Linked DNA regions of Homo sapiens: region 1 is linked to region 2. Evidence: chromatin loops called from intact Hi-C (ENCODE). Cell type or tissue: PC-3. All regions are shown on one strand. Links, peaks and the distances in the headings refer to the core of each region. The heading gives the core; the rest is flanking DNA.

Region 1 (12,130 bases), core at 2,474-10,473, 70 kb before region 2:
CGATCACCCAGTTAATAAGTATCAGAGCAGAAATTAAACCCAGGTCCACCTGGTGCAAAACCCAAGCTCTTTCCTCTATGCTACACTTCATTTAACTCTGGCAAAACAGCCAACCCACTGGAAGCTTGAACCCCCAGCAGCCATGGCATGACGTTGAACTGTCAAAGACCTGACTGCAAAGACTGGCTGCAACTATGTGGGAGGGTAGGTATCATCATCTCCATTTGACAGAGCAGGAGACTGAAACACAGGACACTGTGATTGGCTCATGACACTCAGGTGACACAGCTAGGGTTAAAGCTTGGCAGTTAGTTATCATGAGTTCTGATTTGCATTCCTTGGGCCCATAGCCATGGAATAGAAAGCCATTTCTGCTTCACTTGGTAGGCTGTGGAACTATGAACTTCAGAATTGTTCTTGTGGAGCAATTGTATGATATATAGTTCCCGTATTGAAAAGCTAGAACTAGAACGTTGGAACACCGGGATTCTTATACTTGGCCCACAGTGACCTTATTTGTTGATGGTATTAGAATTTGAGTTTGTGACTCCAGTCTTTAAACATGGTTCTTCCAGGTCATGTATTTGTGTTTTGCTTAGAGCATCTTGAAGACTTAAAATGTGTAATGGCCTGGTTTAAAATTTTACACATTCAAGTAGGAGAAATATTTCATGCTGTTAGAGCTTCCAAGTCACACCATAAAGGTAGATGCCTTTTGTATCTGTACAAGGGCAAAATTAGGGAACATTTAAATCTCTAATTTCTTCTCATTTTCCTGAAGGCCCTTTTCCCTAAACCCTCAGAGTTTTCTGCAGTGTGCATTGGCTCTTAATAATACCTCTTTTTACATTTAGACTCTGTTTCTCCAAATCACCATATTCACAGAGGTATTGCAAAATCTTACCTGATGCTCAATTCAGTTTGAATAGGGTATTTCTTGTCACTAAATTCATATACAGTTATGGCTTGGCCACACTCTGCTTAGCACACACAGCTTGGAAGTAGCCAGTTAGAAACCATCTGCTGAGAGAGCAGAGCTGGTCCAAGAAGATCACTCGGGCCTCAGAGGAATTTTTCCTCCTGTTTGGCTATGCACATAACTTAAAATCACTGGAGAAGAACAGATCACTAGTTTGTTTCACATTTTGGGGAACTTGATAACCTAGGAGAGACACAGGTCATTTCTCAGTATCTGATTGGCTAAGTACCAGACTAATTCACAGAAATTCCTGCCAAGAGTATGGGGGGACATCAGACAGCAAAAGATGGCCCTGGCCATGGCTTCCGTCTGCCTAAAATGATGCACTTATGAAAGCTGAATCATTTTAATATAAAACAAAATAAGTTTTACTAGTTGAAATATACTACATTTAGAGATAATGGTATACAACATTAGCCTCTCAATCTTCTTTAGCTTATGTTCATATTCTAAATATAAAGTTTTTTCAGGAAAGCCAGTATATCTCTTTTTAAGCAAGCTTTATCCAATATATGCATTTTTAAGCTAAAATGATTGCTTTAACATATAGCCAGTTTTCTACAATTAAGGCTACAGCAGAAAGCAAGCCAGGTGAAGCTGCTGCCCTCCTAGAGCTTACATTCAGTTGTTGCATGATAAACACATGAGGAAAGGAATAGTCTGTTAGGTAGATAGAGGCTGTGGGAAGGCTATGGAAGGAAGGTAGGGGTAGAGGGTGTGTGTGGAGGGGTAGTAGGAAGATGATGAGTGGCAAGGGATGGTCTTTTATTTACGGAAGCTGGAGAAGGAGATACTTCTGCTGAGACCTCAATGCAGTGAGGGAGCCCATCGTGCAGACTGTGGTCAGGGTGTCCCAGAGAGGAGGAACAGCAAGTGCAAAGATCCTCCAATGTGCACGCTCAGTGCGCTCAAGCCAGAGGCAGCTGCCAGCGAAGCTGGAAAGGAAGGGGTGTGGGAAAGAGGAGGTAATGCCACCAAACAGCCAGGGAGCCGACTTAAGTGCAGGGCCTTCTAGAGCATTTTGAAGACTGTAGATACTATGTCAAGGCTGATGGCAAGACAAGCCATTGGAAGGTTTTGAGCAGGGGAGCCTTTACATTTTAAAATCAATGAGGAAGATTATGGTAATGTAGTATTAATACCTGCCATGGCCTATATTGAGCACACATTATGTGCTAAGCACTCTGCATGTATTATCTCATTAAATCTTTACAGCAGCTGTATGATAATGGTCACTATGGCTGTTCTCATGGGACAGATGAGGCAATAACTAAGCATTTGGTCTTAACTAACTTGCCAAAGTCATACAGATAGTAAGTGGTAGGGCCAGGTTTAATAAAAGGGTGATGTTTCAAAATCCCTTATCTTTCATGAAGTATCACAGCATAGATCCTAGATACGAGACTTACTTATTTTCGTTCATTTTACATCATTGTAGCCCTAAATTAAAGGAATCTGAAGGCTTATGTTACATAATAACATGTTACATAATAACATAACAACTTATGTTGTAGCTTATGTTAACAACTTTCCTATTTTTCTGGATATTTTAAAGTGTGAGAGTGGTATTTTCATATATAATAATATATCTTCTGATTGTAGAGAAGGATATATAAAAGAACCACCCCAAAATGAAACCTCTTGATAATCCTATAGAAAGAACATAGGTTCTTAACCTGTGGATTCAGAATTGTATCTTAGTATCACTGATTTTCTTAGTAACCTTATGAAAACATTATTCTGACAAGAGTCCATGGGCTTCCCTAGACTGCCAAAAGGGCCTGTGGGTGTGGAGGCAGTATGCGGCAAGATTCCCATGACTCTGAGCAGCACTGCTGCAAATGCTACTGGATTTATAATGTTTAGAGTAAGGGGGAACATGATGAGACGTGCAAGAGGGACCACATGTCGTGATCTACCCAAGATTTCCCTAATTTATGTCTTTGCCTAGGTGTAATTATTAACATTACTCTCAAAAGTATCCCAGAGGAAACAATAAATTATTTGGCCACTATTAGCTATGTCTGTTATCAAGACTTCATGACTAAAACACCAAAAGCAATGGCAACAAAAGCCAAAATAGATAAATGGGATCTAATTAAACTAAAGAGCTTCTGCACAGCAGAAGAAACTGTCATCAGAGTGAACAGGCAACCTACAGAATGGGAGAAAATTTTTGCAATCTACCCATCTGACAAAGGGCTAATATCCAGAATCCACAAAGAAAAACAAATTTACAAGAAAAAAACAACCCCATCGAAAAGTGGGCAAAGGATATGAACAGACACTTCTCAAAAGAAGACATTTATGCAGCCAATAGACACATGAAAAAATGCTCATCATCACTGGTCATCAGAGAAATGCAAATCAAAACCACAATGACACACCATCTCACTCCAGTTAGAATGGCGATCACTAAAAAGTCAGGAAACAACAGATGCTGGAGAAGGTGTGGAGAAATAGGAACGCTTTTACACTGTTGGGAGTGTAAATTAGTTCAACCATTGTGGAAGACAGTGTGGTGATTCCTCAAGGATCTAGAACTAGAAATACCATTTGACCCAGTGATCCCATTACTGGATATATACCCAAAGGATTATAAATCATGCTACTATAAAGATATATGCACATGTATATTTATTGTGGCACTATTCACAATAGCAAAGACTTGGAACCAAGCCAAATGTCCATCAATGAGAGACTGGATTAAGAAAATGTGGCACATATACACCATGGAATACTATGCAGTCATAAAAAAGGGTAAGTTCATGCCCTTTGCAGGGACACGGATGAAGCCAGAAACTATCATTCTCAGCAAACTATCACAAGGACAGAAAACCAAACACTGCATGTTCTCACTCATAGGTGGGAGTTGAACAGTGAGAACAGATGGACACAGGGTGGGGAACATCACACACTGGGGCCTGTTGGGGGGTGGGGGGCTGGGGGAGGGATAGTATTAGAAATACCTAATGTAAATGACGAGTCGATGGGTGCAGCAAACCAACATGGCACATGTATACATATGTAACAAACCTGCACGTAGTGCACATGTACCCTAGAACTTAGTATAATTTAAAAAAAAAAAAAGCAGTGGTAGCAAATAAAGCAAATTGAGTGTTATTGCCAGGACATGTGTTACAGGCTACCCCCCCCCCCCCCCCCCGAATTCAGACCTCCTGTGGTAATGAATGGGTGTAATTGAAGCTGTAAGATTACGCAAAGGAGACAACAGAAGAAAAAATTTTTAATCATGATTTATCTTTTACAGCCAAAAAAGAGCATAAGATGGAAGAAAGTCACTTGGAGAATGCACAGAAAAGGTAAGCAGCTCTGATTTGGCCCCAGTTCTTTCTTTGACTAGCCATTCTTTTGTATTATTATTATGAAGTGCATTCATTTTGCTATGCAGTTCTATCTCCAAAACATTTTTACTTCCCCAACTGAAACTTTATACCCTTTAAACACAAATTCCCCATTCCCCACTCCCCTGTCCCTAGGCAACCACCGTTCTACTTTCTGTCTCTGTGACTTCGACTACTTTAGCTACCTCATGCAATTGGGGTCATCCAGTATTTGTCCTTGTGTGACTGACTTCTTTCCTGTAGCATAAGGTTTGACTAGCCCTACTTTCGGCCCCATGTGTTAAGACTATGCATCCATAAGCAATAAGCTTCACTTGGAAGCTGGAGTGAAAGCACTGTAGCAGGACTTAGGAATATTTTTCCTCAGGAAGTGAGGAATCATCCAGAAGTGACTCACCTGCCTCACATGCGTGTCATGACACTATTCTGCCTGTTTGCCTGTCCTGCATTGCTCTGCTCCTGAACCGCTTGATGGAAGTCAGGGACAGTTTGATCCTTCCTGGCATTACAACTAGATCAAACTAATTATTGCAGACACCCAAGAGACTTATTATGTCTTTCCTCAGCTTCTAGAGGAGGATATTATAAACAAGGGGCAGGTAGGGAGAAGGGGCTGTCCATATGTTCAGGTGGGGAGAAGGGGCTGTCCATATGCCCATACAGCGTATGGACAATTTCCCCCAGAAGTTGGGGAACACCTCAGAGATCTTCTGTTCAGATTCATGTCACCCACTTCAGGCATCTTCTTGCTCGCTCACTCTCTCAATAGATATCACATGGGAACCATTCACTCCACCCAGTGGAACCTAATCATCAGCAGTTCTCATCCCTTAGGGCTTTTTCCTTTTTGTTAGTTGACCAGGTTAGTCAGTGTGGCTCTCCCTCCCTCATAGAAGAGTGAGTGGCAATAGACAGCGGTATTCTCATATTTAGGGCTGAAATTTGAGATACATTTTGCTGGTACGAATTCTAAAAGTACTGGTAAATTAGATGACAGGTAGAGGTAGGAGACAGCATCTAAGGACAAATGAGCTTTACAAATGTGTGAGAGGAACAGTTACCCAGTTAGGAATTTAAATGCAAATAAACAGATTGTAGAAATTAACCATTTTCCTCCTGTCTAGCCACAATTTCCGAGACTTCTGAAATCCCATAGACGGTGCCATCTGCCCTGCTTTCACAGGTGCCAACATCTTGCCCTGCTTCCCACTGTAATTACCAATAAGATTAAAATGCTGGTGAAAGCAAGGTGAAGGCAAGTCTTGCACTTTGCTAAGTACAGACATATTCTCAAATCGTGCTTATCATCCTATCATAATAATCATTCAAAACTGAGATAATTCCATGGCTATGTTTTTAGGAGTTTGTGTCTCTCTATTGACCTTATTCCTATGTTAAGCTTCCCTTCACAATGCATAAAACTAGCACGTCTGTGTTATAGAAACATCCAGCACATAAGAGATTATCAACAAGGGCACGTTGGTGTCAGGCCAAACAGAAATTCAGCTTCTGGGGCGGATGTCAAATTTCTAATACTTTTTCAGGATTCTTGCTGAAGGAAAAGGGGGCCCAGCGTGGAGGGGCCGAAACTGCTGCCGTGCATTAGCTCTGTGGAGGGGAGTCATAAATTCTGGTTGTCAGCGTTTTCCGTGGCTTTGTGGTGAAGGTAGTCTAGCTTTCATGTCATACATGAAATATGTTAGATCCCATCTTTAATGTAGAAACCACAGTTGTTTGGTTATACTCTTTAAGGAGGTTGTGGTCAGTGTTGCAATATTTGTGTGAGATTAGTGAATTCTTATGTTTTATTCTCAAGAGAAACAATTTACTCTGAGGCTAAGGCATATTTGCTTTTCCTAAGCAGTTTCTGAAGGCATGCATGTAAGACAATAAGTGGATGTGTTCCGCTCTGGATCTCAGGACTGTAAAAGTAAAACAGTTCACTTCGCTACAGGCTCTTTGATGTAATCATTGTCTGTACTTTAAAAATGTTTGGCTGAATTAAAAAGATACAAATCAGACAGGGAATTATAGCAGAGAGAAAAGGGGTCAGGGACTAGTTTGCATGAAATGAAAAAGTTATATAAAACCAAACATAGGATTAGAAATCAATCTTCTAAAATTTGAGAGCCATTTTAGAGCTATCTGCTAACAAATAGAAATTTCAAATCGCATGATTGACCTTTGTTTCCTGTATATTAGAGAAAATTCTCCTGGTTGTTAAATATCAACAATTTTCTTGTCCAAATTGCAAAAGATTTTCAGTGGTCAATCTCTGTGAATCAAAACTGAATTTAAAATGGAGTTTTGTCTAGGAAAGACAACAGTCTAGGCCTTATCAAACCATTGCAGGTTCATATTCTAGCTTTTAGCATTTTCTTAAACAGTGGAATAACAATGAAATCAAATAAGGCACACTGGTTTTGTTTGTTTGTTTGTTTTTTGAGACGGAGTCTCATTCTGTCGCCCAGGCTGGATTGCAGTGGCGCAGTCTGGGCTCACTGCAAGCTCTGCCTCCCAGGTTCACGCCATTCTCCTGCCTCAGCTTCCTGAGTGGCTGGGCCTGCAGGTGCCTACCACCACGCCTGAATAATTTTTTTTTGTTTGTTTGTTTTTGTTTTTTTGTTTTTGTTTTTAGTAGAGATGGGGTTTCAGCATGTTAGCCAGGATGGTCTCGATCTCCTGACCTCGTGATGCACCCGCCTCGGCCTCCCAAAGTGCTAGGATTACAGGCGTGAGCCACTGTGCCCGGCCAAATAAGGCACATTCTTGAAGCGACTTTATCTTTGTCTAAGCTGCTGAGTGCCAAAGCCAGGCCATCCTCTGGGAGTCTGTGTACTTTGGTTCTTCTGAAGAGGTTCACTTGCTTTCTTAGTTTCCAAAACACATAAGAAAAAAAAGGCTGAAATTTAGTATTTTTTTTAGTGTTTCTCCCCCTTTCAGGGAGAGTAAGCAAGCAGTACCTCACAAATCCCCAGGGAGAGAGGCAAGGAGGGCAATGGTTAGCTTCAGTTTAGAGTTGGGAAAATCGAGGCCCACAGGAGGATGATGTGTTTTTCTCAGGCTGTGCAACAACCACCAAATCACTCTTGACATTCTCTGAAACTGCACCAGGATTTGCAATATGTTGATCTCACAATCTAGACTCCAGGTGATGCCAGAGGTGTCAGGTGTTCCATGAAGCACAATAACTGGACTTCACTATATTTTGCTGGAAAATCAGAAGATAAGTTGTCCCTCTAAATACTAGAAATGAAAGACTTTCCCTTCCCCATGAATGCTCAAATAAATATGTATCTGTATAGAAGGTAAGCATAAGAAAGAGAAAAAATAATCACATGCCCTCCCTGGGGTAATGCATGTTATGTGTGATACAGAGGAGGACACCTGTGTCTAAAGTAGAAAAGGGTGGGGTAGAACGACTATTTTGTCTCTTAAATGCCTGTGTTATTGAGCATGAGCAACAGAAAGATAAAGCAGACAGAGCATTTCACAGAAAATCAGGGGACCTGAATTCCAGGCCCAACCCTACCAGGGAATAATGCCACACAGTCTTTCCAGGTCTCTGTTTTGTCACCTATAAAATGATAATTTGGGCAAGTCATCCTGTAAATTCCTTCCCATTCTAAAGTCCTGTGACTTTGTAGGAAATGAATGGCCTGTTCCTATAGGTTATATAACTCTCTACTTATGTATTCCCATGCTATAGTCAAAATAATTTTCATTTGAGTGAAATAAAGTTACATGCTATAGAGTGTACATTTGGTTTTACCAGTGTTTGGACTGCCATGGAAATAAGGGTTATGTCTGGGGCAAGAGTGGACATTGCCACATTCTTCCCTTCCCGGTTTTTCTCAACATTATGTATGTTTGGAATTATAATAGAGTCCCTTAAGAGATTACTGCAGTTATTGCCTTTCTCCACTTACACATTTCCAGTCTTTTAATAACTGGGAGCCAAAATTCCCTGACCAGTAGTTTTAATTTGCATTAAAAACAGATTTATTCTTTACAGAAGCACAAAGAATTTATGGGACTCAGAGCTGCAGCTCCAGCTTGGATCTCGCCTAATCGTACCCATGGAATCAATTAACAGTTCATCTGTGAAATGTGATAAAATCTTATGAGATACATATTGCCCAATAACCGAGAATGAGATGAAAGTATGCTCCATAATAGTAACGGAGCTTCAGGGTTTTACAATCGCCATTGAATAGAGTTCCATTAGAAAATCAGTATTCAGGATGGCCACACACAAAAAAAAAACCACTGTGTCTGAACAGATGATAGAGCATTGAGTAATAAACCTGGCCAGCCATTCCTGCTTTGATTAGTTTCCAACACCCTAGAAAAGGGGGTCATTTATTTAAGTGTTCTTGCTCATGGCAAATGAGCTTGTGAGGCTTGGGGTAGGTGGGGGTGAGGGGGAAAGATTGAGTTCAAAGCTGTAAATTGCTGCAAAGCTAGTGCCTCCAAGAAGGGCTGCTTGGGAGGCCCAGGTAGTCTGGTGTGCAGTGAGCCTTGCTGGGATAGGTCTTACTGATATCTGGGAATCCACTCTGGAAAATTGGGATTCTTTACTGACCAGACTGGAGATCATTTTTCCAAGATCAGAAATGGTTTTTCATCCAAAACTTGCTATGCCTACAACTGTATCTGTTTTTGTACATCAGTGGTTTGTATTCTTGTATCATATTAAGCTTTAAAAGGTAGCCCTCCTGAAGATCATATCATCTACATCTCTTATTTTACCCTTGAGAAAATTGAGAGTCAAAGATGCTGAGTGATTGACCCAAGATTACAAAGCCAGTATATGCCCGAAAAAGGATAGAATGGATTTTCTTGCTTTTTTGTGAAACATTTGACAGATTAATTATTCCCAATGAGCTATCGAACTGACCGCTGCTAATGCTGCAGTCAGTGTGTCATCCACCTTGCATGTAATCACTAAACATAAAATGAAGAGCAGGGAAGAGACGGGGATTTGAGATGAAGAACAAACTCGAGACGTTTTACCTACACACCCCCAGAAATTATACATGCTGATTTTATACAGATAAGATGTGCCCAGGAGCATCCCAATCAAGTTCCATTTTTTGGCAAATCAGTTTGAGCAAATAGATTTTCTGAGGTTTACAATAAACTTCAGTAACTATGAGCCCCCAGCTTCTGTGTTACAAAATAAACACAAGAGAAACTGCCCCCAGCATCCCCCCTCTAATGGATTTTAGTGTTGGCAATTTCTCACCTCTACCTCATTCCATTTTCCCCCCTACCTGTTGCAGTTTTGAAACAACAGTACGATATTTTGGGATGAAGCCAAAGTCTGGTGAGAAGGAGATCACACCCAGCTACGTGTTTATGGTGTGGTATGAGTTCTGCAGTGACTTCAAGACAATTTGGAAACGGGAGAGTAAAAACATATCTAAAGAAAGGTAAGGTTCAAAAAAAGATTTTAATGCCTCCTTCAGGAGCCTAGGAAACTGCACTCTTAAACCTATCAAAGTGTGTCTATTTCACACCTGTCGATGTTTTCTTTCGGATGAAGTGGTCATAGGGGAAGGACTTTTTGCCTCAGGGATCGTAGGGAAATTCGGGGAAAGCTTGCTGTCCACACAGGCAGATATGCTCACATGATCTGATAAGTTACACTTTCTTAACCCCTTCCAATTACTAGCTAGTAAATGAAAGGAGGGTTGTGCTAATTTGCAACAGATTGCTTCTCTGTGTATTTTCATGTTGGCCCAGGCTAAATGAGGCAGCCTTGCTGTCGCAGACAGTATAGACAAATAAAAGTGAATGCTTTTCCCATTAATATACTGAACTTGCATCAAAGGAAAATCTCTGTGACTCAGGCCACACTTCACACAGCGTGGAAGCCCCGCATTGGATTTACAGCGCCACTTCTGACTCCCTGTATCCTGCTGCGGACATCAAACTGCGTGCCGCTCAGCCTCGTTGCAGCCCCCGATTTTATTAGCTGGGGGTAGAAGAAAAACCTCAACTCTGAATATAGACGGGGTGTGTGTGTGTGTGTGTGTGTGTGTGTGTGTGTGTGTGCGTTTTCCTTAGAGAGATTGAATTTGCCCCTATTTATCAGAAAAAAGCATTTCTGCCTGATCATTTTTGTGATTGGGTTGCCACTGTTATGGAAGGGGTGTCATGGATTTAAATTTCAAACAGGTCTTACTACTACTCCTGTGGAACAGATGTATAAGAATGGCATTCAAAACAGAGTGGAAGGAGACAAAAAATTCCTCAGCGTAAGGAAAATGATATATTTCATTATAGCATCTACCTTTTACTAACCTGTGAGGCCTGACATTCCATAATTCAGTATTTTTATTCTTCACTTTGTAATCAAAGAAAAGATATATACATAATATATTTCTAGACACATCACAACCTACCCTAATATATTTCACCTTAAAACACTAGTAAGAGGAGCAAAATTGTGAGATTTTTGACCTAGTATTAGTCTCTAAGTATTTTCTCAGGGAGCTAAAAAAAGAGAAAGGCCTTCTTTCTTTCCAAGGAAGTTAAAGATGTGTTTATCAACACATCTTCCCATCAGTACTTCTTTGGGAACATGGGAATTAAACTGAATATATCCATTATATAGATAAAACTGAAGCAGAGAAAAGTACCATTGTTGAGAAAATAGGTCGTTGATAATAACATGAAAAAAAATCCTAAAAATCTTGGCACCCAACCCATAGTTCTTGCCCTGCCATCACTTATTTAGCCCTTTAAAGTAAGCTAAAATAAGTTTCTGTGGAATCAATTCTCATACGAAAATACTATTCTTAAAACAGCATAGGAGCTGGCCAGTCTGCCCTCCAGGTCCATACACCTTGAGGCTGGGACATCCCACAGTGGGCCTGGAATGTACAGCTTTTGCTTAAGAATTTTTACACCTCAGATTTTGAGCACAGTCCTTAGTATATTTGTCCTTGGGGCCCTAAAAATGGTCTAAAACAAACAAAAGACCAACAGAGAAGGCAATTAATTGCTTTATATGTTAATGATCTTCTGTTGAAATAACTGTATTCCACATTAAAGAGTGTTCTGTATCATAGAAGTTAGATCAAAGAAATTGTGAGTCTGTCATAGAGGTGGTATCCAGAAGTCCTTCAAAATGACAGTATCTCTGATTCCCAGCCACGGGCGTTTGTGGCATTGCTTCCTGGGTGCAGCTGTTGAATTGCCTGCTTCACACTCTGTAAACCAACCCCTTTACAGGGTCATGACCTCACAAGACCCTTTTTGGTTCTTCTCATTTCGCAGTTTCAGGGGACCCTTCATTCCAGCCATGCTCTGTGAGGATGGATCACCAAGGTTTCTACCCTAAAACAACATCTCTGAAAGTTGATGATGGCTAATAAGATATTTCTGGAGGCAGCAGCATGGTTAGGAAAATCTGTGTGTTAAGAAATATTAGCACATTATGTATATTACTCCTCAACCATTTAAACAAACTGCTTGATATCCAGGGTTTTCTTAAAATCCTAAAGTGAGAACTTTGTTAAAGTGTTCTCTGTCTGCTAAAGATTTTAGCTTCTTTCCTGTTAGAATCACACATTCATTATGGTAAAATAAGCAAATTAACTGGAATTTTTCTATTAAATGAGGAACACTATAATTGCTTTGTTTTGACATCTATTTAATGATATTTGATATTATAGTTTCAATTATACTTTCCCCAGAAACCGAATATATCCCAACAACACTAAACATCAGGAGACAACATAACATCATTAACAAGGGCATCCTAAAAAATAAAATT
Region 2 (12,130 bases), core at 1,813-9,812:
TTTTTTTTTTTTTTTTTTTTTTTTTTTTTTTTTTTTTTTTTTTTTTGCCTAATTACCCTAGGTAGAACCTCCAGTATAATATTGAATAAAAATAGTGACAGCAGATATCCTGTTAGTTCCTCTTGGGGGAAAGCTTTCAGTCTTTCACCTTTAAGTATGATGTTAGCTGTGGGTTTTTCTTTTCTTTTTTTTTTTTTTTTTGAGACAGAGTTTTGTTCTTGTTGCCCAGGCTGGAGTACAATGGCGTGATCTCGGCTCACCAGAACCTCCACCTCCTGGGTTCAACCGATTCTCCTGCCTCAGCCTCCCAAGCAGCTGGGATTACAGGCATTTGCCACCACGCCGGGCTAATTTTTTGTATTTTTAGTAGATACAGGGTTTCTCCATGTTGGTCAGGTTGGTCTCGAACTCCTGACCTCAGGTGATCCGCCTGGCTCAGCCTCCCAAAGTGCTGGGATTACAGGCTTGAGCCACCATACCCGGCCAGCTGTGGGTTTTTCATAGATGCCATGTGTGAGGTTGAAGAAGTTCCCTTCTCTTCCTAGTGTGTTGAGTGATTTTATTACAAAGGGGTGTTGAATTTTGCCAAATGATTTTTCTGCGTGTATCGAGATGATTGTGTGGTTTCTGTCTTTATTCTATTAATATGATGCATTACACTGATGGTTAAATCAATCTTGCATTCCTGGGGCAAATCCCACTTGGTCAAGGTATATAATCCTTTCCATATGTTGTTGGACCCAGTTATCTAGCATTTTGTTGAATTTTTTTGCATTTACACTTAAAAGAGATATTGGTCTATGGTTTTATTTTTGATGTATTTGTCAGAATTTGGTATCAAGGTAATACTAGTTATAGAAAATAAGGTGGAAAGTGTTTCCTCCTCTTCCATTTCTGGAAGAGTTTGTGAAGAATTTGTACCAATTCTTCTTTAAATATTTGCTAACATTAATCAGTTAAGACATCCTAAATTGGGCTTTTCTTTCTGGGAAGTTATTTGATTGCTTATTTAATCTCTTTACTTGTGATAGCTCTATTCAGATTTTTATTTTTTCTTGAATCAGTTTCAGTAGTTTGTTTATTTATAGGTGTGGTGGACATCTGCATAAACAAGATGAAATGTCACCAAAATTTGGTTTAGATGCTGAGACTGATGATGTTACACACACCCCAAGAGAGTATGAAACATTTATTACTCACATGAGGCTTTTTGTGGAGAGCAGCTCACGTCTCCTAACCTGGTCTGAAAATGACTTGAGAGAGCCAGGAAAGGAGACTGGTTTGGGCTTTTTATGATGTTTAGAAAGTATGACTTGGATGAGGATTCCCACATGCAGGCAGGGCCATGCATGGTTTGATCGTACTGTCATTTCCCCAGGGTTTGTTGTTGTTTCTTTGTTTAATGACTTTTCTGAACTAATTCTGTAAAGTCTGTATTTTTTGTTGTGTGTGGACACTGAAGTCTCTGCTTGGTTAGTAGTCATCTAATAGTTGTACACGGATTTCCTCAAACACTTGGAATCAATAATTCAACCAGTCTCTGCCAAGGAGCTCTGTGTGAATGCTGAGGCACACTCAACACTCCGCCATGCAATTGACAACTCTGCATTCCCTTTACTTATGGCTTGTGCAGAGCCTCAAGATCAGCTTGAAGTGAGAGCTTAAGGCTTTCTTGGGTTTTTCCTGAGCATCTGCACAGTCCTGGGCATGGATGGAGTCCTATTTATGCATTTGGCAGTCTAGATTGCCAATAACACTTTGGAGCTTTTCAAAGTCCCTATGAAAATCTCTTTTTCCAGCTTCTCCTTTTAGGCTTTTTATTTAGCCAATTGCTTTCCCCAACTGTTATACATTACCCCAGGCAGCCACAAAGAGAATCAATTGCCTCTAGTTGTTTTGACAAAGTTTTTTACCCTGGGAAGCTTCCAGTCAGGTCAAATATAGCCTTGCAAGTGGAGCTTCCAGGGCCTGCCAAACAGGTCAAATAGTGACAATTGTCTAGGAATGGGACTTTGAAAGAACTCCAACTCCATTCTGTCACCTTCAGTGGCTGCCAGACTGCTGATTTTCATGGTAATTGCAGGCTGTTGGTTTCAAAGCTATTGTGGAGCTGGAGAGGGGGAGATGAGAGTAGTGCAAGTTACAATATCACAGTGCTCACAGAGATTTAGTCTTTTTCTTGAATAAATGCTCTGCAAATTGCTATACATCTTCAGTTAATTTCCAGAGCTATAAGAAGTTGAATCTATTTTTGTCACATTCTCATTAGTTTTATGGAGGAGAGACTCTTTGGGGGACCAGGGAATCTCAAGCATTGTTGCTGACATCCTCCCACATTCTTCTTTTTTTTTTTTTTCTTAAGCTTGAAATGCTCTTCCGTGTCAAGTCCCACTCACACCTTTCAGGCCTTGTATTTTTCTAATGGGTGTGGCTTTTCTGAGAACACTTTCTCCTTGGTACTTGCTTCCATTCTCCCCCTCCAAGTCCAAGAAGGCCATGACAAAAAGAGAGGTGGCCAAGAGGCTTTGACTGAATGCTTCAGATCTTGGGTTCCTGATGATGCAGCTATAATCTCAGGGTGGCCTTAATCGCTAGATGTGAACAATCTAGTTAGATCTATTTTTAGAGTGCTGTGTTATGTTCTTAAAAGAACAAACCGATAAAAGTTGCTCACAGTTTTGCATAATGTTTAAGGACCCAGTGCCACAGTAAGACCATATAAGTTCACTGCTTTCTAGCAGTGATAATGGTACCTACCTCACTGAGCTACCGTGAAGATTGAGTGAGAAACAATTCAAAGAAAATCCTTAGCACAGTGTCTGGTGTAACCATCCCATACATAGCTGCTGGGATTTTCATTATCATCAGAGCACCCATACCTAATAGAAATCTTGTATTATATATCTAAGTAGAAAGGGACCTCAGAAATTGACAAGTTCACAATTGCACACCAAGGGCAGTGACTTACTCTACTTCACATCCCTATTAAATGATATCTAGCCTGTGGTTTAATATTTCCAAGGACAGGAGTTCACTATCTTTTAAAGGTACCTCATGGTATTGCCAATCACTCTTACCACTAGGAAGCTTTTCCTTCTACTGAGCCCCAAATCTTTCTCCTGCTTTTCCCCTGGAACACCCTGAAATGAAGATATTATCATTTCTGTGTGATGGTCCTTCCATCTCAGGGCCTCCCTTATAACACTCTATAGTTCTTCTTTCTAGTTGTGCTCTAGGGAAGAGGCTGGTACTTCCGATTGCAGACCAGCTCTCCCTTGCCACAACCTGAAGTGTCCTACGGAAATCAAGCAGGGTCTGAAAGGCCTAGGCAAAAGGAATAAATTCCACCAAAGATCACAGGCTATCCAATTCTCTTTTCTACCTCCCTTCCCATGATAAGTGCATCCCTGCTCCACCTCTGCCCTAGGAACACTACCAAACACAAACGCACGCTCACACACACAGAAAGAATAGGTTTAATTTATTAGTTGCTCTTTAGCAAAGGCTATATAGAACATTATTGGGGTGAAAATTAAATTCTAGTTACAGATTCATGAAACTTGAAGCCAAATTAGTTTTATGAGACTATCAACTCCCCTTTCATCCTCCTACACAGCAAGGTACCTCATAGTCTATATAATTCTTTGCCGTTTTTAAATGATTTAAGCAGACATAATACATAATGCAGTTGATATTAAATATCTTGAGGAATGTCAATAGAACTACTTTCACTCTTAGGCATTAACTGATCACTTATAAATGTTCTGTTTATCCACTTTTCATTTTAGATTTTCTCCTTAAAAGGACTTTATGTGTGAACTAGTCATCATTATCTGCTATTCGTTTGTATACATGCATCGTAAGTCTTCCAAAATAACATTTAAAGTCTTTCTTAATATTGCTTTAGAAATGTTAACCTTTAAGGAACATTCAATTTAAAAAATAAAGATTCAGGCACTGACTCAGGAAGACATGTTCAGCTGGGTCAAGATTTTGTTTCCCCTGACCAGATAAAAGACTCTAACAACATACGGTGTGTCAGCTTCTTCTTTGCCCAACTCAGAGAAAGTCATATAAAGGAGAAAAAGAAAACATGCTTGAAATCACAGTGACCAAAGGATTTGAAGTAATAATTACATTAAATAACCATAACTTTTCATTTAACTATTCACATTCCACACAGTGGAAATTATCCTCTCCTCCAGATTTTTCACTTACACTCTTAACTTTGAAGACCTACAGTAACAAAAAACAACTTACAGACTTCCAGGATGTGTGTTTTTTTCTTTTAATGCCAAGCACAAAGTGTACATCATAAAATTCATATTTGGTGTTTGGCATTATTTTAATAGGTATGATCAAGACCACAAATATCTTGCCATAAAAATATTCTACTATAATAATGAAAAAATATATCATTACATCATCAGTGACTCGAATAAAATATGGTATAGATATGGCATTTTCAATGAAAGTTGGAAGACACACCACATTTGTACTAGTCTTAATATAGGCACAGTAAGAAGAACAGATATTTCCCTCTTTGGCTAGTGATATGCTTTTAGGGTAGTTACGCTGCTGATTATCCCAGTGAAGTTAGTGTTGAGGAAATTCTCTTTACTTGAGCCAAATCTGCACTTATGTGCAAGACTGTGGTACAAGCTCCTAAAAGAAGATTACTGCTGCCAACTTAAGTCATCTCCGTTAACGAAATTGCATTCTTGTGGCAGAGTTAAAACAACAAGAGAAATTCAGTGTTTGCTGGTTCTGAATGTCATTTTTCCTCCCTGGTGTGGTTTTACATTTTCAGCTTCTTTCCCTTTTCTTCTCTCCCACCCTCAAAATTCTGCCTTAGCATTTGTGTGCTTAATTAAATCCACTCTGTGCTTTATTGTTGGAGAATGTGGACAATACAAAGATTTGGGGTGGGGTCATACAGTGTATACAAAACACACACACTATGTGTTTGGACAAATTCGCCTAGCGTGAGAATCATCAGTAGTGAGTTTAAAAGTTTGAAAATCAGACCCAACATTTTGGGTGTTTAAAATATCTCCCGCCTTGAAATGGCTCCTGTTTAGTTGTTAGATGGGAGAGCACTGGATCAAAACAAAAACGAAATAAAAACAGCTTCTCGAGTTGCAAGGGTTCTCTGAATGCCAGAGCCTTGATCGGCAACTGAATCTCAAGTCTGCAGTGTTTGTTTTCCATATTACATAGGACTTGGCTAGGAGGCTGAGAAGATACAAGGCAAAAAGAGTATTCAGGGAGTTTGTATATAAAACCTCAGGCTTGAAGAAAACAGGTTAACCAAATCCAAAGTACAATAAAGTTCACCCACCCTGCACTTTGGCCCTTAGATCAATCCTAAGTAGCCATTGCCAGTAGGCCAAGTTTAATCAGAGGACAGTGCCTACCAGTAAATACTGAATAGTTACAATAGTTATGTCCATCCAACCAGTAGCAGATGAACAGCTAATACATCATGATGCTATGCTCTCCTAACAGGGTCCCCTCAGATCCTCAGTGAGCACATAAAGAAAGGGAGGTCATATCCCTTACATCTCTACCAGGTATTAACACCTAACTACTCTCTAGCCAGAGGCAATTCCCTTTATTTCCTTACTCTCGTCGTCTTCTCTTTAGCCCAATCTCCTGACAATAGTTAAAACAAAAAGACCCCCAAAATATCTCTTGCTAAAACAGAGTAGTCCCTAAACTCTCTCATCTTAGACTACTGTCAGGTACACTCAGCAGAGGCAGGATCTTTATCAATCAAGTTAGTGGCTCTCAGAAGCATTATGGGAAATAGTGGAATGGAAATGAGCTGACTATAACCACGATAAAGGAAAGGTATTAGGAATTTCAGCCTCTGAGGTTTTTGATTAATTCCCACCCCTATGCAGAGAGTTCTAAACTACCTCTCTTTTCCACCTGAGGGACAAAGCAGAGGAGTTGGTTTGGTTTAGCTAACTTGCTTGGGTCCGAACATAGGAGTGGTCAGTATTTATGTTTTCAGTTTGGTGTTAGGTTTGAGCAGATTGCAACGGCCAAAGTTAATCACTTTCTGGCAATCTCATTTCTCCTCTGTTCACTTGGGTTCTGTTAAATACTAGGAAAAGACTTTCTCAGAAGCATCAGCCTGTGTTCTGGTATTGGCCTTTCAAGCTTCTGCAATGTCCCTACTGACTTTTGCTGGACCTGATTTGGCCTCACCCTCCACCCTCCCTTTCTCACTCCACTATCCTGCTTGTCCTTGCCCACACCAGCCTCTCCCAGAGTCTGGAGGGTCTTCACAAAATGAAAAACATTTGCATCATGGTTAAGTGAATTAATTTAGGAACCTTGGCAAACAAGAGATTAGACTGACATAGTCACTATCAACTTAAGAAGAGATGGATTGTGAGGAGGAGGAGGAAAGGAGGATGCAAGCACAGGTTAAAAGGACTTTTCCATGTCGAATGCAGCACTAAAACAGGTCTCTTGCCCTCAGAGGAGCCTCTTCCATGAACATTCATTCCGAAAGGAGATTCTGGTCCCCAGGAGGGCACAAAAACACAAAGTCAGAACCAGACCACGGCCCCGCCCCTTTAGATGTGAGCCGGGGTGAGGTGGGTTTCTGGTACATCCCCATTAAAGCAGATATGTTTACAAAATAGGGAGTGCTCTCTAGCAGAGACTGTGTTTTCTCTGGTGTCTAAAAACACCCACAGGCACCCATCCACACTCATGCACACGAACTACGCACAAGCAGGCTCCTGCCAGGAGGCAGCTGGGGGTTCTTCTGGCCTCTAGGTTTAAGCCAAGTAAGAATCTGGTTGTTTTAGGTCTGGGACTTCCTGGGGCTGCATTCCTAGGACATGCTGGGTGCACCTGGATTTGGCTTAATCCAAATCGATGGATATGCAACGACACTGCTTCACACGTGTGACTCTCTTCTTCTTGGTAGGTGGCTGTAGTTCAGGGCAGTTGAGTGTGACCATCATGGTAGTGAATTTCTTGGGCTTGCAGAAGGAGCAGGACTGAAAGGAACCTTCCTCCTTCCGGATGTGCCTGGGGATGTAGAAAGAGTTGCACTGGCCGTAACAGAAGCGGTTGATGATGGTGCGACTGTTGCAGCCTTCCTCGTGGATGGTCTGCTTAAGCGGCTGGGTTTTGCACCAGTCTCGCTTCAGGTATTTGCGCTCCGTCACATGCAGGGCCTCTTGGCTGGACTCCAGCACCTCCTCCCCGGGCATGGCAGTGCCCCGCCCTTGGCCCCGCCCCCGGTTCCTGGAGCCAGGCTGCTGGGGCGACTGAGTCTGCTCTGAGTCATTGTGCTGGGCCTTGTCTGGCGGGGGGATGGCACCTTGGGACCCTTTCTTTTTCCCTTCAGCAGCCGGCAGCAGGGTCCCCAAGAGGAGAAGCAGGGCTCCCACCGTGTAGGCTGTGCGGCTCATACTAAAGAAAGGAAGCACAGAGAGGGGAAGACACAAAACATGGCAAAGTTAATTTAAAAATTAATAATAATAGCACCTAGCATTTAAACGCACCGTTAAACACTTAACGTGAAATATTCCATTTACTTCTCACAGTACCTGTATGAATTAGGTACTATTATCTCCATGACCCAGCCATCAATCCATGGAGTAACTCACCCAGAGTCCCACAGTGACTAAGTCAAGGTTTAAACTCAGCCAGGGCCTAGCTCTTCTCTGCACCTATTCTCACAAGAACTTCTTCCTGGCCTCTGGCACCAACCACATTTGTCTTTGTATTACGTTCACTTATTGAGGGGAACTTATTTTCTATTTTGTTTTACAGCAAGATGAATTAACCTCTCTGCTCAGAGGACTTCATTCCTCCGGAAACCTCCCAGTCTTTTCTCCCCAACTAGCCTGAGGCTTCCTGAGCTGTGAATGCTTATGAGACTTTGCATTTTTATCATATGTGGAAGGAGAGATTCATGGAGACCAGAAGGCATTTGACAGAGGGAAAACAACAAAACAGGAAAGGTCGCGCTCCTGGTGCAGTAACTTGCTATCTGATCTTAAAGATGTCACTTTGTCTCTCAGTAAATCACTCCATTTAAGCAAAGATACCAATACTTCGTCTCCCCAGGTACGCTGTTCAGATCCAACTCGATGTCAATGTGACAGCAATTGGAGAACTAACCAAATGTGTGGCAGTACTGCAGATGGAATGAAAGACAGTAGCGTGTAGGTGACGTGACTCATGAGGCTTCACCTCTCACTTATTCTCATCTTGAAACTGGGCACAGATACTCAATGTATCACTTTGTACCACGATATACATTTTTCTACCTTTTAAATAGTGAAATATGTCATTCACATGTGTCTGTGTATATACAATTTAAAAGGTAGAAAAATGGGCATGATAGAACAAGTATGTGCAAATATTTACATTAATAAATGGCATGGGCATGCTGAATAAATTAGTGGCAATGGATTAGTGGATGGGTCAGAAGCTAGATATGGGTCTGAAAGGGCAGTGATATGTGAACAATGGCAAAAAATAACAAGGAGGTGAGGTGAGGGAAAACCGACAAAAAATAGGAAACCATAGACAGAGAGAGAAAAGAATGAATGAAGTGAAGAATGCAATTCAGAGAAAGGGGAACTCTTCTACAAGTTGAATGTTCAGGGGAGGTAGTAAAGGCAGACAGAAAAGGCGGAAGAAGAGGGAAAGGTGGAGAAGGAGCAGCATATTTTTAAAAAGGAGAGTGCAAGAGAGAAGCCTCAGACAGACTAAAAAGATTTTCCTCCTGGGACAGTGCTTCTTAGACTTGAAAGTGCAGACAATTGGCCGGGCGCAGTGGCTCACGCCTGTAATCCCAGCACTTTGGGAGGCCCAGATGGGCGGCGGATCACGAGGTCAGGAGATCGAGACCATCCTGGCTAACACGGTGAAACCCCATCTCTACTAAAAATACAAAAAAATTAGCCGGGCGTAGTGGCGGGCGCCTGTAGTGCCAGCTACTCGGGAGTCTAAGGCAGGAGAATGGCGTGAACCCGGGAGTCAGAGCTTGCAGTGAGCCGAGATCGCGCCACTGCACTCCAGCCTGGGTGACTGAGCGAGACTCTGTCTCAAAAAAAAGAAGAAAGAAAGAAAGAAAAAAAAAAAGAAAGTGCAGACAATATCTGGGGATATTGTTAAGATGCAGATTATGATTCAGCAGGTCTGCCTTTTTATTAAGCTTTGAGTAGCAAGGCCTATAAGCACTTGCTGCCATGGGGCACGGAGAGAATTATTAAAGTGTGGAGGGATTTTCTTTTCAATGGATGCAGTTTCAAATTCACAGTCTCCCTCCTGCGGCCATCACAACAATCGGACCTGAATCCTGAAGGTTCTCCTGTCCCACTCCTGTGGTTTTCTGAACCTAAGAACACAGCTGTGTAGCAAACATTTTCCTTCTCTCTTTGGAATACCAGTATTACACATAATAACCACTAAGTGCAACTTAACAGTAACATTATTTCTCCCACCAAAACTGGACAGGTTGGTATTATTAGAGCAACTACCTTGCGCAAAGGCAGTGTAGGATCTAGATTTTCTAATGAACAGCACATGGTAAGTAAACACCATTCAACTCTAGGATAATGTCAAATTAAAATAATTAAATATTGAATTTAAGATATCTTTAAATGGCACCATCTTTCCAACATTAACCTAGTACTTTTAGACCATTATAAGTTCGGAGCTGATAATGTGACATTCAGCTTCTGCTCCAACTGTAGGTTTCCCACCTTTGGTCAGTGTATGTTACAACATCCCTGCTCTTTATGCAGAGCTTTTGTTTTACCCCAACAACAAAAAAATTACTTTACTTTGTCTTTTAAAAAAAAGCACTTATACTATACCATGCTGTTTTTGTTACTGTAGCCTTGTAGTATAGTTTGAAGTCAGGTAGCATGATGCTTCCAGCTTTTTTCTTTTTGCTTAGGATCGTCTTGGCTATACCGGCTCTTTTTTCAGTTCCATATGAAATTTAAAGTAGTTTTTTTCTAATTCTGTGAAGGAAGTCAGTGGTAGCTTGATGGGGATGGCATTGAATCTATAAATTGTTTTGGGCAGTATGGCCATTTTCATAATATTGATTCTTCCTATCCATGAGCATGGAATGTTTTTCCATTTGTTTGTGTCCTCTCTTATTACCTTGAGCAGTGGTCTGTAGTTCTCCTTGAAGAGGTCCTTCACATCCCTTGTAAGTTGGATTCCTAGGTATTTTATTCTTTGTAGCACTTGTGAATGGGAGTTCACTCATGATTTGGCTGTTTGTCTATTATTGGTGTATAGGAATGCTTGTGATTTTTGCACATTGATTTTGTATCCTGAGACTTTGCTGAAGTTGCTTATCAGCTTAAGGAGATTTTGGGCTGAGATGATGGGGTTTTCTAAATATACAATCATGTCATCTGCAAACAGAGACAATTTGACTTCCTCTCTTCCTATTTGAATACCCTTTATTTATTTGTCTTGCCTGCTTGCCCTGGCCAGAACTTCCAATAGTATGTTGAATAGGAGTGGTGAGAGAAGTCATCCTTGTGGCGGTTTTCAAAGGGAATGCTTCCAGCTTTTGCCCATTCAGTATGATACTGGCTGTGGGTTTGTCATAAATAACTCTTATTATTTTGAGATATGTTTCATCAATACCTAGTTTATTGAGAGTTCTTAGCATTGAAGGGGTGTTGAATTTTATCGAAGGCCTTTTCTGCATCTATTGAGATAATCATGTGGTTTTTGTCATTGGTTCTGTGTATGTGATTGATTACGTTTATTGATTTGCGTATGTTGAACCAGCCTTGCATCCCAGGGATGAAGCCAACTTGATCATGGCAGGTAAGCTTTTTGATGTGCTGCCAGTATTTTATTGAGGATTTTCACATCAATGTTCATCAGGGATATTGGCCTGAATTTCCTTTTTTATGTTGTGTCTCTGCCAGGTTTTGGTATCAGGATGATGCTGGCCTCATAAAATGAGTTAGGGAGGAGTCCTTCTTTTTCTATTGTTTGGAATAGTTTCAGAAGGAATGGTACTAGCTCCTCTTTGTACCTCTGGTAGACTTCGGCTGTGAATCTGTCTGGTCCTGGGCTTTTTTTGGTTGGTAGGCTACTAATTACTGCCTCAATTTCAGAACTTGCTATTGGTCTATTCAGGGATTCAACTTCTTCCTGGTTTAGTCTTGGGAGGGTGTATGCGTTCAGGAATGTATCCATTTCTTCCCAATTTTCTAGTTTATTTGCGTAGAGGTGTTTATAGTATTCTCTGATGGTAGTTTGTATTTCTGTGGGATCAGTGGTGATATCCCCTTTATCACTTTTTATTGTGTCTATTGTCTATTTGATTCTTCTCTCTTTTCTCCTTTATTAGTTTGGCTAGCAGTCTATTTCATTAATCTTTTCAAAAAAAAAAAAAAAACAGCTCCTGGGTTCATTGATTTTTTGAAGGGTTTTTTGTGTCTCTATCTCCTTCAGTTCTGCTCTGATCTTAGTTATTTCTTGTCTTCTGCTAGCTTTTGAATTTGTTTGCTCTTGTTTCTCTAGTTCTTTTAATTGTGATATTAGGGTGTCGATTTTAGATCTGTCCCGCTTTCTCCTGTGGGCATTTAGTGCTATCAATTTCCCTCTAAACACTGCTTTAGCTGTGTCCCAGAGATTCTGGTATATTGTGTCTTTGTTCTCATTTCTTTCAAAGAACCTATTTATTTCTGCCTTAATTTTGTTATTTACCCAGTAGTCATTCAGGAGCAGGTTGTTCAGTTTCCATGCAGTTGTGTGGTTTTCAGTAAGTTTCTTAATCCTGAGTTCTAATTTGATTGCACTGGGGTCTGACAGACTGTTAGGATTTCTGTTTTTTGCATTTGCTGAGGAGTGTTTTACTTCTAATTATGTGGTCATTTTAGAATAAGTGCGATGCGATACTGAGAAGAATGTATATTCTGTTGATTTGGGGTGGAGAGTTCTATAGATGTCTATGAAAAAACTACTTTAAATTTCATATAGAACCAAAAAAGAGCCCATATAGCCAAGACAATCCTAAGCAAAAAGAACAAAGCATCACGCTACCTGACTTCAAACTGTACTACAAGGCTACAGTAACCAAAACAGCACGGTACTGGTATCAAAGCAG

The links. A loop is a pair of places that touch in the nucleus more often than their neighbours do. Peaks named below come from ENCODE experiments on the same cell type or tissue, not always from the same donor. Only the 100,000 strongest peaks of a DNase experiment are listed, where the experiment ranks them.
Region 1: it touches region 2 in a loop (4-fold over the local background); 8 of 110 quality-filtered maps call a loop at or near these places.

The regions. Positions count from the first base shown.
Region 1 is chr15:32,796,453-32,808,582 of GRCh38, reverse strand. FMN1 (formin 1) reads left to right here. Exons shown (of 21, transcript NM_001277313.2): 18 at 4,251-4,302; 19 at 9,630-9,779. The region is part of intron 1 of LOC107984089 (a long non-coding RNA gene); the gene reads right to left. Among named protein-coding and RNA genes, the nearest start is that of GREM1-AS1, 84 kb to the right of the region's middle. In PC-3, for the core only: no CTCF peak of the experiment used is centred there; a DNase peak (open chromatin) is centred at 6,122; H3K27ac peaks cover 3,447 bases.
Region 2 is chr15:32,726,000-32,738,129 of GRCh38, reverse strand. GREM1 (gremlin 1, DAN family BMP antagonist) reads right to left here. Exons shown (of 2, transcript NM_013372.7): 2 at 1-7,440. The coding sequence starts at 7,439. The coding sequence ends at 6,885. Among named protein-coding and RNA genes, the nearest start is that of GREM1-AS1, 13 kb to the right of the region's middle. RefSeq lists an enhancer at 6,725-7,264. In PC-3, for the core only: no CTCF peak of the experiment used is centred there; no DNase peak of the experiment used is centred there; H3K27ac peaks cover 578 bases.